Linked DNA regions of Homo sapiens: region 1 is linked to region 2. The links are chromatin loops, found by intact Hi-C in ENCODE. Cell type or tissue: PC-9. All regions are shown on one strand. Links, peaks and the distances in the headings refer to the core of each region. The heading gives the core; the rest is flanking DNA.

The links. Peaks named below come from ENCODE experiments on the same cell type or tissue, not always from the same donor. Only the 100,000 strongest peaks of a DNase experiment are listed, where the experiment ranks them.
Region 1: a loop joins it to region 2, with 6 times the contacts of the local background. A loop is called at or near these places in 2 of 110 quality-filtered maps.

The regions. Positions count from the first base shown.
Region 1 is chr15:62,852,620-62,862,605 of GRCh38, reverse strand. The region is part of intron 1 of LOC105370854 (a long non-coding RNA gene); the gene reads left to right. Among named protein-coding and RNA genes, the nearest start is that of MIR190A, 34 kb to the right of the region's middle. In PC-9, for the core only: no CTCF peak of the experiment used is centred there; DNase peaks (open chromatin) are centred at 4,895 and 5,415; H3K4me3 peaks cover 1,616 bases; H3K27ac peaks cover 4,765 bases.
Region 2 is chr15:63,015,678-63,025,663 of GRCh38, reverse strand. No RefSeq gene overlaps it. Among named protein-coding and RNA genes, the nearest start is that of TPM1, 22 kb to the left of the region's middle. In PC-9, for the core only: no CTCF peak of the experiment used is centred there; a DNase peak (open chromatin) is centred at 5,903; H3K27ac peaks cover 2,546 bases.

The sequences.
Region 1 (9,986 bases), core at 2,300-7,299, 160 kb after region 2:
ATAAGAATAGGGACCTCTGCTCTTCTTTATTTTCCATTTGCTTCATATATCTTTCTCCATCTCTTTACTTTGAGCCTGGGGGTGTCCCCGCATTTGAGATGGGTTTCTCGAAGACAGCATATAGTTGGGTCTAGCTTCTTTATCCAACTTCCCACTCTGTGCCTTTTAAGTGGGGCGTTTAACCCATTTACATTCAACGTTAATAATGACATATGCAGATTTGGTCCTGTCATCCTGTTGTTAGCTGGTTGTTATGTAGACTGGGTCAGGAGATTTGGTCAACGTTTATAACTACCTACCTGTGCGAGGCACTGCTCTGACTCTAGGGACACAGATGAACACAAATGCTTGACAACAATCACAGGCTTACCATGTACAAGGCTCTGTGCTAAGCCCTGTACTAGCTACATTCATCAGGGCTCATTTGGTGACAATCAACAAAAATTCAACTGAGACCAATATAAGTGGAGGATTTATTGGAAGGACCTTGGGCTAGCTTACAGAACCAGTAAGGAAGAGCTATGGGAGGTAGGGCAGCTCTGAGATCCTGGGCACCAATTCTCTTTCATTTTTTTCTCTCCTGCCTGATTTTTCCTGCATGCCCAGGAACAAAGCTTTCAGAAGCAGCTCTGAGGTCAAATCCCTCTCAGCTTCCAAAAAAGAAAATAAAAAGAAGTTCTTCCCTGCTGGCTCCATTTAGAAAAATTACGCAGAAGGGCTTTAGCCTGGTTTGAGACACTTGTCCATCCTTGGCCCAGTTGCTTATTTGGGGGCTGGGGTAGGCAGGAAGGCAGGAAAGAGCGGAGGAGTCAGGGAACAGAAACCAGTCCAGGCAGGGTCTCCTGTTTCCCATTCCCCTGGTAAGAGCATGGAGGTGCTCTGAATATACAGTTGGCCAGATTGCAAAAGGCCAAATTGTTTAATTATTTATTTATTATTATTATACTTTAAGCTTTAGGGTACATGTGCACAATGTGCAGTTTGGTTACATAGGTATACATGTGCCATGTTGGTTTGTTGCACCCATCAACTCGTCATTTACAATTAGGTATTTCTCCTAATGCTATCCCTCCCCTAGCCCCCAACAGGCCCCAGTGTGTGATGTTCCCCACCCTGTGTCTATGTGTTCTCATTGTTTAACTCCCATCTGTGAGTGAGAACATGCGGTGTTTGGTTTTCTGTCCTTGCGGTAGTTTGCTTAGAATGATGGTTTCCAGCTACATCCATGTCCCTACAAGGGACATGAACTCATCCTTTTTTATGGCTGCATATTATTCCATGGTTTATATGTGCCACATTTTCTTAATCCAGTCTATCACTGATGGACATTTGGGTTGGTTCCAAGTCTTTGCTATTGTGAAAAGTTCCACAATAAACATACGTGTGAAGGTGTCTTTATAGTAGCATGATTTATAATCATTTGGGTATATACCCAGTAATGAGCTCGCTGGATGAAATGGTATTTCTAGTTCTAGATCCTTGAGGAATCACCACACTGTCTTCCACAATGGTTGAACTAATTTACACTCCCACCAACAGTGTAAAAGCATTCCTATTTCTTCACATCCTCTCCAGCATCTGTTGTTTCCTGACTTTTTTATGATTGCCATTCTAACTGGCGTGAGATGGTATCTCACTGTGGTTTTGATTTGTATTTCTCTGATGACCAGTGATGATGAGCATTTTTTCGTATGTCTGTTGGCTGCCTATATGTCTTCTTTTGAGAAGTGTCTGTTCATATCCTTTGCCCACTTTTTGATGGGGTTGTTTTTTTCTTGTAAATTTCTTTAAGTTCTTTGTAGATTCTGGATATTAGCCCTTTGTCAGATGGATATGTTGCAAAAATTTTCTCCCATTCTCTAGGTTGCCTGTTCACTCTGATGATAGTTTCTTTTGCTGTGCCGAAGCTCTTTAGTTTAATTAGATCCCATTTATCTATTTTGGCTTTTGTTGCCATTGCTTTTGGTGTTTTAGTCATGAAGTCTTTTCCCATGCCTATGTTCTGAATGGTAATGCCTAGGTTTTCTTCTAGGGTTTTTATGATTTTAGGTCTTACATTTAAGTCTTTAATCCATCTTGAGTTAATTTTTGTGTAAGGTGTAAGGAAGGGATCCAGTTTCAGCTTTCTACCTATGGCTAGCCAGTTTTCCCAGCACCATTTATTAAATAGGGAATCCTTTCCCTATTGCTTGTTTTTGTCAGGTTTGTCAAAGATCAGATGGTTGTAGATGTGTGGTGTTATTTCTGAGGCCTCTGTTCTGTTCCGTTGGTCTATATATCTGTTTTTGTACCAGTACCATGCTGTTTTGGTTACTGTAGCCTTGTAGTATAGTTTGAAGTCAGGCAGCGTGATGCCTCCAGCTTTGTTCTTTTTGCTTAGGATTGTCTTGGCTATGTGGGCTCTTTTTTGCTTCCATATGAAATTTAAAATAGTTTTTTCCAATTCTGTGAAGAAAGTCATTAGTAGCTTGATGGGGATAGCAATGAATCTATAAATTACCTTGGGCAGTATGGCGATTTTCACGGTATTGACTCTTCCTATCCATGAGCATGGAATGTTCTTCCAGTTGTTTGCGTCCTCATTTATTTCACTGAGCAGCGGTTTGTAGTTGCCCTTGAAGAGGTCCTTCACATCCCTTGTAAGTTGTATTCCTAGGTATTTTATTCTCTTTTTTGTAATTGTGAATGGGAGTTCACTCATGATTTGGCTCTTTGTCTGTTATTGGTGTATAGGAATGCTTGTGATTTTTGTACACTGATTTTGTATCCTGAGACTTTGCTGAAGTTGCTTATCATCTTAAGGAGATTTTGGGCTGAGACGATGGGGTTTTCTAAATATACAATCATGTCACCTGCAAACAGAGACAATTTGATTTCTTCTTTTCCTAACTGAATACTCTTTATTTCTTTCTCTCGCCTGATTGTCTTGGCCAGAACTTCCAATACTATGTTGAATAGGAGTGGTGAGAGAGGGCATCCTTGTGCCAGTTTTCAAAGGGAATGCTTCCAGTTTTTTCCATTCAGTATGACACTGGCTGTGGGTTTGTCATAAATAGCTATTATTATTTTGAGATACATCCCATCGATACCTAGTTTATTGAGACTTTTTAGCATGAAGGGTTGTGGAATTTTGTTGAAGGCCTTTTCTGCATCTATTGAGATAATCATGTGGTTTTTGTCATTGGTTCTGTTTACGTGATGGATTACATGTATTGATTTGCGTATGTTGAACCAGGCTTGTGTCCCAGGGATGAAGCCAACTTGATCGTGGTGGATAAGCTTTTCGATGTGCTGCTGAATTCGGTTTGCCAGTATTTTATTGAGGATTTTTGCATCGATGTTCATCAGATGTTGGCAAAAGGCCAAATTGTTAAACATGTATATTTGGCTAAAGTTGAGGCTGAAGCCAAAAGTCACAACTGAATTTTGAGATTCCAGAAGAAATCTGAAATTGTATTAAATATTATTGTTATGATGATTTTATTACCAAAAAGGTTAGTAGTTACATGTTAAAGGGTGAGAACTGTTATTTCTCAGTGCAGTGTCATTTCCCTGCTGGTGCTCCTGTGACCATTATACTTTGACACAGAACAGTCACTCATTTCAACTAATATTTAATAATATCTGTTATGCTGAGCAGAATATAATTCAGAAAAAAAGTTTTTCAATAATATGTTTTCTAGAAAGAACTTTGTACCTACAATTCATTCTTGGGCAAATCTCTGCTCAGTATGGCAAGCTGGCTACATTGGGCATACAAAAAGCCTCTGAACCATACCAGGCAGGACAGTCTGGGTTTAATTCATTCCAGTCTGCATGGCTGCTCTGTGCAGCTAGTTTCGGCAAGGGCCCCTGAGCTGTGAGGAGCTTGAGTCGTCCTGTCAGCCCCACTCAGAGGTATTTGGCCTGCAGAGAAATTTTCTGATTTTCTCTAAACTTTGAGGAAAGACAGTTCAAAGATCTAGATGTATGCCTTCAGCCTCACCCATGGCATTTACTCTCTGTAAGGCTCATGACTTGCTCTTTGTTTTCTTTGCACCTGACTCATCTTCCTGCAGACTGTGTGCTTCCTGAGGGCAAACTCCCTGTTTGTTCATCGTTGGATTTTCTGCACCTGGCCCATGCCTGACCCACAGGGTCCTGGAGCACTGACTATGAGCCAGGAACTGTGTTGATGTTTCATGAGCTCATCTGATTTAATATCTAGAAAGTTTCCATGTACCTCCACCTCTAAGATAACTGTCATATGTATCTACTGGAGGAATTGACTTGTGAACGTTGACTTGTGCCTAAGACAGTCCTTGGAACGTAGAAAATTGCCCAATAAGATAAAATATGAGTTTTGGGAACCATTTGAAATTGGCATGAAGTCTTTATTCACCTAAACCTCTGAAAAGCACTGCTCTAGGAGCAGAGAAAAAGGGGGATTGAGACATCAAACAATTACACAAAATGACTGGGAAATGCCTGCAATATGGTCACTGCAAAGGCTGAATATTAAATTGTCTATTTGCTGTGATTATATAAAAAGTATAGGATCTGGAAATAAAACCTGGAAGTGAAATATTGACCAAAAGAATTCTAATGAGGGTTTCTTTTTCAAGATTTAAAAGCTAAGCATCAATCTAACTTAGCTGTTATTTACTAATTTAAATCCCTACTTTACTCCATAAGAATCTAAGGAGGCTTAGAAGCTGGTTTGTGCATCAGCTGAGGCCAATCTGAGAGGCTACGGGCCTTTGTTCTTCCATCGCCTCAAGGGCCAGACCTGGAAAAAGAGAGCAGGGTTTCTCCAGTGCTGGCCTGCCTCGGAACTACCTGGGTGCTTAGGAACAAGAGTGGTGACTGGGCCCACTCTGGCACCTGCTGAGTCATAGTCTCTGTGGTTGAGGTGCCAGATTCATATTTTTCTGAAACTCCTTGGGGCATTCATTCAGCAGGTTACATTTTGCCAGGGTTAACACCCATTTTGCACCTCTGCCAGGGTGAGGATGTGGTTAGGGGAGGAGGGCATGGGTGCTCATCACAGCCCTGTACCTGCCGTGGGAAGACTGTGATTAGGGACAACCTCCTATCCTTAAGGCTGGCCAGGAGCTGGCGGGGAGCTGGCCCCGCTTCCAGCCCTGTGGGAAGTGGCAGTGAGAGTGGGAACAGGACATGAACTGTCATCTGTGGCAGTGACCCTCCACGTGTGGCCCGTGAGCCAGCAGCACGGGCATCAGCAGGGAATGTGATGGAAAAGCAAACTCTTTGGGCCGTGCCCCAAACTCACTGAATCAGAGATGAGGGGACTCAGCACCTGTGTGTTACACCCTGTGGGTGATTCTGACTGGCATTTCAATGTTGGCAAATCACTGATCTGTAGACCCTTCTCCTAATTATCTTCTTCTAATCTCCCTGCAGCCATTTGAGGTGAGAGGTGGCAGTGCCCTATTTTGGAGAGCTTAGTTATCTGCTGTGTCCCAAAGCCTGCCAGGAGCAGAGGCGGGAGCCAAGTCCAGGCCAGGTGGTTTCCGGCTCCTTCCATTCCTCAGGTATCCAAGAGCAGCTGGTGGTGGCAGGAGTGGCTGCTCTCCTCCTCCGTGCCTTGAGAGAGGGTCTGGGAGGGTGTGAGGGAATGCGGGGAGCAGCCTCATAACCAGCAAGGCCTCTGGGGAAGCAGGGAGCCCCCATGTGCATTCCTGTGCTGTCTCACACCCACCCCGCCCCTGCATAGTCCTGGCCTCCCCATGGCCCTTACCACATCAGGGAACCCAGGAATGGTGTGTCCAGGTAAGAGGCTGGAAATGAAATTTTCATTTTAAAAAAGTCCTTCCGGGTTTACAAGGTGTGTGTGAAGGGATGGTGCTCATACCTGAGAGGGCGTCCGTGGATTAGGAAAGTCAAAATGATGAGGGGTCCCTCACCTGCCAACACCACTGTGGGTAGGGTGGACCCTGCCCCTCCTGGCCACCTTGCTGTGCAGGCGGTGGCAGCAGGTTCCCACCACAGACGAGGAAGCTGAGCCTCAGTGAGCAGAGGGCAGTGCCAGGGCTCAGTAGGGGATGTGGACACCTAGACCACTCTGCTGCAGCCCACCCTGGGCTCGGGTCCTGCACTGCCTGGCAGAGGCCGGTCCAGGCTTCCAGTTGATTGGGGAGAGGCTAGCCTCACTGTCGTCTCTGCCTGTCCAACCCAGCTTCTTCTCCCTCTGTGGAAAAGGGTAGCTGGGTTAATATCAAATGTTTTCATGTCAACCTACAATTTGGATTTCCTGAAGGTGTTTGGTCTGGGGAATAGAGGGGTGAAGGATGAAGTTTCTCCATCTTAGTTTTTCAATGATGAGGAAAACCTCATGCTTCCTGAGTTGGGAGAAGCACTTGCCTTAGAGTCAGAAAAAGCTAAGGTGGAATTGTCATTTCTCTCCCTTCCCGTATTTAACAGCTTGCACCTCAGTTTCTTTATGTAACAGCTTGCACCTCATGGGACAACACAACCCGTGTGGCAGAATTTTTGTGAAGAGTCAATGAAATAGTGTATGTGATCGCTCGAGCAGTGACCGGTACGGAGGTGCTGAAGAGATGCTGCTTGTTACTTTCTTTCTAGGTACCACAGAGTCCGTGTTCACACAGTGTAAATGCCATCTGTGGGAATTTAGGACACTGTCACTAGAGACACAGTAGTTTAAATCACAGACGTAATTAAGAAAACCCAATATACTATAATTCAGAAAATCCAAATCTGCAAACCAAATGCAAATTATTCTCTTTGCAGAAGGATTCTTCTATTAAAAAAAAAAAAAGCCCAAACAAAAAACCCAAAACATACCCAGAGATTCCCTTAAAATCATGTATTGATTTTATTTTATTCAGTCTCTTCAGGAATATATTTATTGGGTAAAGCATAGATTTAGTGACCACCTGGGCATCTCCAGCTCAGAATTGCCCCCAGTAGTAAGAGAAATTTGCTTTTTTTTTTTTTTTTGAGACAGCGTCTCGCACTGTCACCCAGGCTGGAGTGCAGTGGTGCGATCTCAGCTCACTGCAACCTCCACCTCCCGGGTTCAAGCAGTTCTCCTGCCTTAGCCTCCCGAGTAGCTGGGACTATAGACACATGCCACCATGCTTGCCTAATTTTTGTATTTTTAGTAGAGACGGGGTTTCACCGTGTTAGCCAGGATGGCCTCGATCTCCTGACCTCGTGAGCCACCTGCCTTGGCCTCTTGAAGTGCTGGGCTTGCAGGCATGAGCCACTGTGCCCGGCTGGAATTTGCTTTTTTAAATTAAAGAAACTTGAGCTCAAAAAGATTAAAAAAAAATTCCACTTGAAAATTCTTGGCATAAATGTCCCATTTTTCTGACCTACACAACCTATGGGTATAGGTCAGAACAATGGAACATTTGTTCTATACCCATAAGAAAATGCCACAAAGCAAAGTGTCCATAAATCCACAGTAAATCTTTACTTAATGTCATTAGGTTCTTGGAAACTGTGACTTTGAGCAAAATGACGTATGATGGACGAAACCAATTTTTTTCCTCATCAATGTTATAATGAAATCACACTGAACAAAACGACATTATTTGGAAACTTGCTGTCTATTGCTTCTCTTAAAGTCAAGACTCCAAGAACCTATTGATGACCTTAGGTGAGCCCTTGCTATACGGGACTGCAATTCACAGGAGAAACCATTCTCACTGGACACTCGCTGGGCCTCTCTCTCTTTATCAAAATCATTTATTAACCCTGTGGCCTTGGGCCTTGGGTGATGCCTCTGAGCTTCAGCATCTGCATCTGTGAACAAGGCTGGGACAGATGCAGGCGTCAGACAACGGGTTCACATCAGTTCTCGCTCCGAAATGCCAGTTTTCTTCCCTGCGATGGTGGTAATGGGATGTTGGGCCATGACTATTGGTACCATTTCTGTGCTGTCATAAAAACACTTGTTATTATTTTGGCATGAAATAGTCTTTTAAGCTGGTGCTGTGAGCACATGTTTCACCCTTAGCAAACTGGGGGGAAAGGCTTTGATTTGAAGGTTACCAGGCTTAGCTGGGTGCAGGTGGGAACCAGGCAGATGCCGTGCCGACTGCATGAATGCCCATTTTCAGACCACTTGGAGCCTCTGCCGCTGGACCCACAAACTTGTGGGAAACTCCTTGGCGGCTTCTTAAACCCAGGCTTCAGGGCAGACTCCTGGAGGATCTGTATTTAAAACATACAGGTGCTCGGGACCCAGCCCCAGTGGGCTGAATTCGAGTCCTTGGGATGTTGTCATGCAGCGTATCCGATTCTAGGCTATCATCATGGAACCGAAGGCCCTTTTCATGGTCTCCCACCCAGGGCAGCCCAAATCACTTCAGGGTTCAAGCAATAGTCAGCGTGCCTTCTGCCACATTCCTTTCCCATGCCGGAGCTTTTTCATTTTATTCCAGCCTCATAAGCATTGCTTTTGTGCTTGGCAAGGTAGTAGACGTGCAGCGAGTATTTCATGCAAGAATTCTGCTGATTAGGACAGAGGCTCAGGGGTAAGGAGGCGTGTCCAAGCTCGCACAGCTGGAAAGTGAGGACAGCAGGATTCAAAGTCAGTTTCAGCTCCAAAGCCTGTGGTCTTTCCACCACCTGCAAATAAGCCAGGAACACCTGGGCCTGCAATCTGCAGTCCATGAGCCAAATCCAGCCCGCTGCTTATTTTTGCACAGCCAGGTGAGCCAAGGATAGCTTTTACATTTTTAAAATGTTAGAACAAACAAAAAAAAAACATAACATGCACATTAAAAAAAATGCAACAACAGAGGCTGTATGTGGCCTGCTAAGCCTAAAATATTTACAATCTGGCCCTTTAAAGGAAAAACTTGCCAATTGCTGATTAAGACTGTGACATATGTCCCCTTCTGAGCTCACCCTGGGATGGTTGGTGAGACGACACTGGGTCAGTGTGTCCATCCAAAGCTTCATTGTCAAAAACACAGCAGTTCTGAGTCATTAATGTGACTTAGGTCTTCAAAGACTTTCGTAATCATTTTGCTGGCTTGGCCCGAAAGTGGCACATGTTCCTCTGGATGTGCCAGTGTTTGCTAGAACATCACAGAAAGCTGAGGGCTTTTACATTTTTCACCTGCCACATAAGAGTTTTCCAGGCCAGGTGCAGTGACACACACCTGTAATCTCAACACTTTGGGAGGCCGAGGCAGGCAGATAGCTTGAGCTCAGGAGTTTGAGAGCAGCCTGGACAACACAGTGAAACCCTATCTTTACAAAAAATACCAAAAAATTAGCCAGGCATGGTGGTGTGTGCCTGTGGTCCCAGCTACTCCGGAGGCTGAGGTGGGAGGACCACCTGAGCCTGGGGAGGTTGAGCTGCAGTGAGCTGTGATTGTGCCACTGCACTCCAGCCTGGGCAACAGAGCTAGACTCTGTCTCCAAAAAAGAAAAAAAAAAAAAAGGAAAAAAACAGTTTTCCATTAAGGGGTTAAGGGGCCTCCAGGGGCTGAGGCCAATGGTTGTTCCCTTATATCAGAAGCCAGAGCAATCACTGACCCAGTCCTATTATGTCCACTCTTGGCTGATCCTGGCAAAAATTCTGTGAGGTTGAAGAGAGAGAATTGTTCTCCCAATTAAAAAACAGAATCTTCTTTCTTACAGAAAATAAAGCTGTGGCTCAGAGAGCATAGCACAAGCACACAAAATGGTGGCACCCCCTTTGAACCTTGTTGTTGGTCTTCTCATCTAGACATCGTGCTTCTCTAGCTTACAATGCCATGGCTGGGCACTGGCTCAGTGCCCTGTGTTTAGAAAGAACACCCCGCACTTACTTGGAATTCACTCACAGATCCTTTCGAGGCTTCTGCCATTCTCTAGGGATATATTCCTTTGTTTTGATCTATTTTCTATTGATGAGGATATTACATTACCCCAGGTAGATGTTCAGTTATAAGAGACTCATTGGATTCTTGAATAGAAGTGCTGTAATTTTCTCCGATAGGATAGATGACAACCCCAAAGGT
Region 2 (9,986 bases), core at 2,844-7,843:
TTGAGTGTCCACATGACATGGTGGCTGGCTTCCCCAGAGCGAGTAATCCAGGAGGCCAAGGATGAGGCAGCAGTGTCTTTTATGGCCCAGTCTTGGAAGTCATAGACTGTTGGTTCTACCATATTCTCGTGTGTAGGTCAGCCCCAATTCAGTATGGTGGGCACAACAATAGGAGGTGGGGTCCCTGGGGACCATCTTGGAGACTGACTACTGTCCCAAGGGCTATTCACCTTAAAGGCTAGGAGGAAAATACATTTTATCTCTTAAACAGATAGTCATATTTGTTTATTTCTCTATCTCCAATGCTGGAACAGTACCTAGCATATAGTCGGTGCTTAATAAATATTTAATGAATGCATGATTTTATGAACAAAAGACATTACTTTCAAGAAGTGCTTTCTAGTTTGTGAAGTAATTTTCCAGATGTTTTACAACTTGATTCCCATACCTGTGAAGTATAGAGGGCTAGTATTATGAATACTACTATAGAGAAGAGTGAACATATAGTCACGTATGAAAAGCATTGTCCTAATTCACCCAGCCCGGAATCTGATGCTCTTTCCTTCATGCTCTACTCATATCACATGATCATGTCATGACCCCAGTTCCCTGGGCTTCTTCCATGCTCACTGGCTGTGAGGTGGGTATCTTGAAGGGTAGGTAAAATGACCCCTGCGAGGCTGGGACAAACCATTTTAATGGTTTGCAGGGCAGGTCTACTGTGAAGCCAGGGACATTTAAGCATCAAAACTCGCACTCGCATGGACCCTTCCAGGACAATTCCTAACTTTTTTGCCAAGTGCGAGCCATCTATGTGTGACTACATTTGATAAACTGATACAAATTCTAGAAGATGGTAACCTGCTGTTTAGCAATATCCACAGTCATTAATGACAGTGCAGCTGTAAGCGTCCCTTAAAGGCATCAATAAGTTCTCAGAATAGATGCCATGAACATATAGATGATTTACTTAATCTCACAGGAGAAATGTTTTCAAGGATACCTGCAGTCATTGACAATTTCAGTATTTTCCAACAGTTATATTTTTTTCCTTTTTAATGTATTTTAGAGATGAGGTCTCGCTGTGTCACCCAGGCTGGAGTGCAGTGGCACGATCTTCGCTTACTGCAGTCTTGAACTCCTGGACTCAAGTGAACCTCCCACCTCAGCCTCCTGAGTAGCTGGGACTGCATGTGGATACCACCATGCCCGGCTAGTTATTTAATTTTTTTGTAGAGATTGGGTCTTTCTATGTTGCCCAGGCTTCATAGAAGAAATATTTTAAACATAGATACTAATTTGAGTTTTTCTTTAGCTAAAGAACTGAGAAAAATCAGATAAAAAAATTAGTAAGTTATGCAATTGATAAAATCAACCTAAGTTATTTTGATTTTAAGAAACAAGTTGTAGCAAAAGAACTCTTAGTGCCAAAGGCATTTATTCGTTAAGAAGAGGAGGCACATTTTGAAGATAAGTAATGAACAGGGTCTTGGACAGTTGATAGTCCCATCTCTAGGGAGGGCTCATCTGGGTATGCGGGGGATTCTGCAAGAAGGCACGTCTCCCTCTCAGCCCAGGCCCTGTGGGACACAGCTCCTAACAGGCTTGGCCAGACAGGGAGCTCCAGTGAGCTGGGGCTTCTCCTGTAGGCTCATGCCCACCCAGTTTCTCCTCTGACCCATGGGACCTGGCCTTTCTCTAAGGAGCCAATTAGGGGTTCTTAGGCATGAGCAAATAAAAAGAAACCCAGAAGAAACATTCTGTGGGGCTGGACATGGTGGCTCACACCTATAATCCCAGCACTTTGCAAGGATGAGGCAGGAGGACCACTTGAGCCCAGGAGTTTGAGGCTGCAGTGGTCCATAACTGCATGCCACTGCACTCCAGCCTGGACAACAAGTGAGACTCTGTCTCTAAAACAAAGCAAAGAAAGAAATATTCTGTGTTTATTTAAAAGAAATGTTTGCTCCCCTCCAATTCTATCCTTTTGCAATTTCAGAAGAAGCTTTGTCTCTGGATTAGTCAAGCTGAAGTTATTTTTCTTGCCATCCGTGTGGGGAATTTTTCCATTTTTTCCAACAAGAAAATAACCCTTGGGCCAAAGGAACTGTGAAAATGTTTAGTCTCCAGAAAGGCATGCAGTCTCTCAGGGCAGCGGAAGCCCTGCAACTCAACTTTGGAGCGTGCCATTGTGTCATTTATGAAACAACCTCCCTTGCTTTTCCTTTGCACACCCAGCATCCAACTTCTGCCCCCCACAATTCACAATAACTGCCCTATGGGATGTCATGTGGAGATTGATTAGGGTGGGGTGCTGCTGGAATGCCACACAATTATCTGGATACGTGGCATTTTGGAACCAGAGTGTGGATGTGGGCTTGGAGCTTGGAGACTGGCTCTAGTCTCAGTTCACTTGATGGGTGATCATGGGAAAGTCACTTCCCCTCCTTGTGTCTGAGTTTCTCCAGTTGTAAAAAGACAGTGTTTGAACTGGATGATTTCAGTGCTTAATGATTTTTATGAATTATCCTGAAGGGCAGAGGGTGAAGCTAGGATCAGGGTAGTTTCTACAATGATTTATGTGAAATGAGAGATGAAGAAGGCCATTCTCTGTATATTCTTGGGGAGTGGGTAAGGGAGGGGGGAGAGCTCTGATTTTTGAAGTATATATTCATATTACTTTATGTTCTTTAATACATTAATTTTTGGGGGTGTTGTGATATGTGATACCTGTTAAAGCATGGGCTCAGAGAAGGGGACCCTTTTGTCTGGGCCTTGCCTAGATGGTGGATGACTCATTTAGTAGATGCCAGTGTGGATGGTTGATGGCTAAAGATTACACAGTTAAAATAGAAAATAATTTGAATCATAGATAAAGTTCCATTTAATTAGTGTTTCTCTGGGAAGCCTTCCCTAATCTCCCTTCCTTATTGACAGAATTAATAACCACCCTTTGATTCATTCCTACACATAATTTTTATCATTACAAATATCACACTGTAATGTATAATTCAAAAACATGTTAATATTTATTTCCCTGTATCATTGCAGGCCAATGGATATCAGGAAATACTTCGTGGGGAGGAAGCAAGGGTTGTGCTGGTCAAAGCAAGGTTGACAAAGACCTGGCTCAAGAGATCAGTGACTGGAGCTATCCGTCAAAGCAGATCAGGAAGCCAGGTGAATAGGTAGGTACCAGGAGACAGTCAGAAGGCCCAAGTCAAAGCAAGACAGAGTGAGGCACTGAGCAGTATATGTAGTAGCAGTGAAAATAGCTTGCAACGGAGGCCCCTCCTGTCCTGGCCTGGGGGCCTTTTACATGCTTCCTGCTGAGCCAGGTGCTGTGGGTGAGGCTCCACACCTGGCCAATCTCCTGTTTGCTGGCCCAGAAGGGATCCTGAGGGAGATAAGTGAGTGAGGCTAAAGAGGGGAGCAAACCCATCTGTCTCAGTCAGTTTGGGTTGTATAACAAAGTACCATAGATTGCTGGCTTATCAACAATTTATTCCTCACTGTTCTGGAGGCTGGAAGTCTGAGATCACGGTGCCAGCCTGGTCGGTTTCTGGTGAGGGCCCTCTTCCAGGTTGCAGACTACTGACTTCTGGTTGCATCCTCATGAGGTGGAAAGAGAACTAGCCAGCTCTCTGGCATCTTCTTATGAGGACACTAATCCCATTCCTGAGGGTTCCACCTTCATGACCTAATTACCTCCCAAAGGTGCCACCTCCAAATATCATCACATTGGGATTAGAGTTTCAACATATGACTTTCGGCAAGCCATAACACTCAGTTCATTACACCATCTGATGTTTTTCTATGACTGAATATTTATGTAAATAAAATTTGCAAAACAATCTATTGAAATTAAAAGAAAATATAATTTATAATAAATTCATATCAACTTTAAAAATCAACATCACTTAGATTAAAATTACTTAATCTTTTGAAAATGTAATTAAATCTTTAAACATATTTTTATAAAATAAAACCTATTTATTAATACAATTCTAGCCTTTGAGGTCTGCCTGTGGCCAACATAAAGAATTAATATCATGCTTTTTGTATGTTATGGATAGGCCTGCAAATACACAAATTAAAAGTGTTAGGATTTGTTTAATATTGCAAACTATTTCCCAACCATCATGTGAAGCTGTTGTGAATACTGCCTTAATTTTTGACTGATTCCAGAATCACAGGCTGGAGCATTGAGAGAAGCAAGAAATAGACACTCAGCATTCCTAGGAAAGGATACTGCACTTTGCATGAGTCTGTGCATTCATGAAATCTGTGAGGAAGAATAAGGTAAGTTAACTAATTTGCCTAATTCTTATCTGAGTTCATATGGGGCTCACATCCTGCCCATCCTCCAAAGGGAGGTGTCCATCTCCAGCGCTGGCAGCGGCACAACCCACAAATCTTCATGGATGGCATTTGGACAAGGTTTCCCTTTGATTCACAGACACAGGACAAGAGACACGGAGAAGCGTTTCTCTGGGGCCTGAATGGTGTTACTCATCCGAGTGGTGTTTAGGGTTATTGGTTGTGCTGTGCCGATGCTGAGTTCTGAATCCTGAATGACAGAGATGCTCTCAAGTTCCTTAACACATTAATCTATTTTGGGTTTGTGATATGTAAGACCTATAAAGCATGGGCTCAGAGAAGGGGACCCTTTTGCCTGGGTCTTTCCCAGATGATGGATGACTCATTCAATAGATGCCAGTGTGGACGAATGATGGCTAAAGATCACACACTCAAAACAGAAAAGAAATTGAATCATAAAGTTTCATTTTTTGAATGTTCCTCTGTATGCCTTCCCTAATCTCTGTTCCTCCCTTATTGACTGAATTAATCATCATCCTTCCATTCCTACATATAATTTTTATTATTACAAATATCACACTGTAATATATAATTTAAAATTAAGCTAATGTTTGTTTCTCTGGCTAGGTTGGAATCTTGAGCAACAAGGTGGTACCTTAATTGTCCCTATGTCTCCAGCAGGCAGCACAGTGATTGATATTTCATAAATATGTGGGTAGAAGTGGACTGTGAGCATTAGGAGTCTGTGCTTAGAAGCCAAACGTTCCTGGGTTTGAATCATGGTCTTACCACTTCCCAGTTAGGTGACTTTGGAAGTTTCTTAACACCTCTAAGCCTCAGTTTGCTCATCTGAAACTGGGGATAGTGACATTCCCCCCTTCATATGGTTGTTCTGAGGCTTACTTTTTTGCAAAATGTTTAGTATAATGTTAGCCGTTGCAACGTTCCATTATTTATCACACAGTACATCTCCAAACCAAACAATCCCCATGTCCAGCCTCACAGTATTGACATGTGGGCAAACCAGGCAGTGCATACCAGGCCACTTGCAAGGACATTGCAAGGAGGCATTATTGTTAGGTCAATTTCTAAACTTAAAAGGGGTACCGAGTGTGTGGAAGATTTGCAACTCTTTGAGCCTATGGGTAGAGAAGAAGGATTAAGGAATTCATCTAAGCTAAAAGACTCCTGGAACAGATGAAATATAGACCTTCAGTTGTTATTCTCCTCCTGGAGGGTGACGCTCTCTGGCAAATATTTCCTTCACTAATGGGCTGGTGGTGATGTCCCTGTCCAGAAGCAGCTCCCATCAAAAGCTGAGAAGCTGAGGAGTTGGTGTAACCTGAGACCTCACTCCAGCAGGCCTAAAATCGCAGCTGAGCTTGCAGGAGCATTCTGAGCAGCAGCCTTGTGGGGGCTCTACCCCGTGTGTCGGGTGGCTGTGTCTTGTCTATCAGGAATGACCTGGCTGTGTCCTGCCAAACAGGTACAGGCTGTGTCCTGCCTCTCCAACCTGGACAAAAATGCACAGGCTATTGTGGGCTGGTGCGATCCTATCTCTCAGCCAATTTTCTTAATCATCTGCCGTGGCCCTGGGAGGCATCTCAGGTTTCCACGGCCCCATGGCCCACAATATTTGCTATTTTGGGCCAGGTAGTCAGGGTCTACAGCTGTATTCTGTGTCATCCATGGAGCAGCCATTCGACAAGTATTTCGTCAGCTCTGATTCATCTTCAGGCAAGGTGCCAGGTGCAGAGGACAGGGAAAGTGTAAGAAGGCTCTCACTCCAGGTGGCTTATACTCTTGCTAGGAAAAGATAGAGGCTACTACTCAGCTGCTAGTCTAACAAATATATGTCCTAAGCGGCAAATCAGTGCTTTGGAAGACGAATGAGGGGCCTGTAGGGTTAACTGGGTTGTTCAAAGAGGGAGTCTTAGAACAAGAGATGTTTCTTTCTGTGTTAGGATGATTTCCTGATCTTGCAGTTGCCCATTTATCTGTAGTGCCCACATAACCAGCATAGGTGCCACCTCACCCATTGCCATGATTTGGGGTGAAGGTGGGGGTCAGACTCTTTCCCAGACTGGTATGAGGGTATAATTCTTAGAGTAGCATGGAATGGGGTTTGCAAATTACTTCTCATGAACACCCTAGACTCTGGAACAACCCTTAGAAAAATGGAAACACTATGCAACAGCTCTGCCAGCTCAGAGATGGGATGGGAGAAACCAGGGCTCCTGCTGGAGCACAGTGTCTTAGAGTGTGGCTTGCCGTCCAGGATGTATCTCTAGTAGTTGTGAGGCTATGTCAGGCTGTGAGGCCAGGTCAAGGGTCTGGATGACCTGAAATCAGATTGCAAGGACCACAGTGGGGCTTGAAGTTGCATGCCCATCTTAGATGTTCTAGGATCTCAGGGCAGGCCAGAAAGAGCTCCATTTGCAAAGCATTGAATATAGGAGGGGTTGGGGGTGTGTCTCTGAATCATGCTCTGGACTAGTCCCCAGGGGACTTATAGCAAGTTCCTTATTGAAAGAGTTTATTCAACTCCATGAGTAAGACCAGCTTTGAGGGTTCTAAAGAGCAATTGGTACTGAGAGGACAGACCATTCAAGGTAGCTCCAGAGACCTGTCATCAAACGGGAGTAGCTTTGCCTCTGTAATAAACTCTGGATGGGGATCACATCAGGAGAAACTTCAGCACATGTCCATGGTCATCATCATCATCACCATCATATTTTATTATACAAGAGCAGTCACTAAGCACCTACTCTGTGCCAGGCACAATGCTATGTGCAGATCCTCATAGCAGTCTTTCAAGCTAAATATCACTTCCCTCATCCTGCAGGGGAAGCAACAGAAGTCCAGAGATGTTAAATAACGTGTAGAAAGTCACACTGCATTAAATTGGCAGGGCTGGGACTCAAACCTAGGTCTGTCTGACTCTGAAGTCTATGCTCAACTTCAGCAACTGTAGCCACAGCAGCAGCAGAGATGTAGTGGCTTTGGCACCAGGAGAACTTTGTCTGAAAGTAAGTGCTAGAGACTCAGAACCTGCTAGGATTCTAGGTTGCAAGCAACAGAAACTAATTTTCTTTCTTTCTTTTTTTTTTCTTTTTGAGATAGAGTCTTGCTCTGTCACTCAGGCTGGAGTGCAGTGGCACAATCTTGGCTCACTGCATCCTTGGCTCACTGCAACCTCCACCTCCCAGGTTCAAGCGATTCTCCTGCCTCAGCCTCCTGAGTAGCTGGGATTACAGGCACGTGCCACCATGCCTGACTAATTTTTGTATTTTTAGCAGAGAGGGTGTTTTAATGTGTTGACCAGGCTGGTCTCGAACTCCTGACCACGGGTGATCCGCCCGCCTTGGCCTCCCAAAGTGCTGGGATTACAGGTGTGACTGACTAGCTAATTTAAATAGCAAGAGGATTATTGGAGTGACATAGGGTCAGTCAAATACTGACAGAAAGACTGAAGAACTGGGCAGGGACCTGCCCTCACCAGGAGTCACACAGTGAGAAGTTCCTCTAGGCAAGTGTCAGATGCTGGGAAGTCAGAACAGAATGACAAACGTCCATTGCAGATTCCTAAGAATGGCAGAAGAACAAGGAAGATGGGATTGAAACCCCAGCAATCAAAACTTGTGGTCAAATGTAGCTAAAAACTATAGCCATCGGTACCTGAGTATCAACATCTCCTATGAACAATTCACCTATACAGATTTGAGCAGACAGGTGATAGAAGGCCAGGCACTGTGGCTCATGCCTGTAAGCCCCAGCACTTTGGGAGGCCAAGGCAAGCGGATCGCTTGAGCTCAAGAGTTTGAGACTAGCCTGGGCAACATGGTGAAACCTCGTCTCTACAAAAAAATACAAAAATTAGCCGGGCATGGTGGCGTGTGCCTATGGTCCCAGCTACTTGGGAGTCTGAGGTGGGAGGATCGCTTGAGCCCAGGAGGTCGAGGCTGCAATGAGCCCTGATCGTGCTACTGCACTGCAGCCTGGGCGACATGGCGAGACTTCATTTCAAACAAACAACAAACAAACAACAACAAAACAGGTGTTAGAGTCCTTCCTCACACAACTACCAAACTTAAGTGGGTGAACTTTTCTAGTGATCACTCCCATGGAGCACTAACCTCAGGACCCACTCATTCTACCCAGCCTCCACGATGGGGATCCTTGCCTGCTGGTATCCCTGTCTTTGCATAGTCCGCTCTCACACGGAATCAGGGCTGACCTGTGTGAACAATGGGACAGTAGATGTGATGACGCGTGACTTCCAGAGCTAGGTCGGAGAGGCATTGCGGCTTCTTCCTTGGTTTCCTGGATAGGTAGTTGCGGGGGAAGCCTGTCACCACACTGTGAGGACACCCAGGCAGCCTCATGGAGAAGTTTGTGTGGAGAGGAACCAACCTGCCAGCCATGTGAGTAAGTTATTGAGTTTCAGGGTTCATTTGTTACACAACAATAATTGCAGGTGAGAAAGAAAGGAGGTAATATGTGTGCAAGCAGTAACTACTGGAGCAGTGTCTGGACATTGTTGCACCCAGAGTTGAAAGAAACCTTCTAGCTGGTGTGGACATTTCCTTAGTAATATCCCTCACAGGTGCTCAGACTCTCAGCAAACCTGGAGCTCCCTTAGCTATCTTCATATGTGGTGGTTGTTTGCAAGAGATGATAAATATCTTGGCTTCCTGGGGCAGAGGTAGAGCAATGGTGGGGCCAAGGGTAGGGCAGTTTAGGAACAGCTTCCCCTCTATGGGAAGTGTCCTGTGGGCCCTTTAAGCCTGCCTGGCCACAGACCTTCATGGACTTAGTTTTTCCTTTCTCTAAACCAGGGATTAGCACAGTATGACCCTTGAATCAGCCACTTGATTTTGTAAATAAAGCTTTATTAGAATCAGCCATGCCCATTTGTTTATGTATTGTCTAATGCTATTTTGGCGCTTTAATGGCAGAGTTGAGTAGTTGCAACAGATACTGTATGTGGCCTGCAAAGCCTAAAATACTTACTACCAGACCTTCTAAGAAGAAGTTTGCTGGTAGAAATGGACAAGTATTGTTGGCCAGCACAGCTGAGAGCCAGAAAGGCAGCGTCAGTTGTCCACTCTGTCTCCAGCTCTATGGAGGACAGAGGGTCACTATGGCCTCTCTCTTTCCTTGTCTCATGACAAAGGACTTTCCAGCAGGACAGAGAGTAGAAATGTCAGAGGGAATGTCCTCAAATCCTGACACATGAGCCAATAGATGTTTACCCTCTATTAGTTATTTATTGCCGTGTCACAAATCATCTCAAAATATAATGACTTAACAAACAATGACTATTTCTCATGGTTTCTGTGAGTCTGAAATCTAGGAGTGGCTTAGCTTGTTGGTTCTGACTTGGGGTCTTTCATGAGGCTGCAGTCAAGATGTCTTTTGGGCAGAAGAAATGGACACTGTGCTTCGTCTCTGTGTGGTGGGGTGGAGAGAACTATGAGTAGGCAGTCAGGAGACTTGGATGTCAGCCCTTGCTCTGTGCCTGACCTCCTGAGTCTTTGATTGAGTCATATTTCCTGTTGGAGCTGTAGTTTTCTGATCTTTTGAACTTGGGTCAGTTTTTCTTAGGGGTCCAGGCCCCAATACTTAGCAAGTTCCTTCATCCCTGTGGACTTGTTTTCTCATCT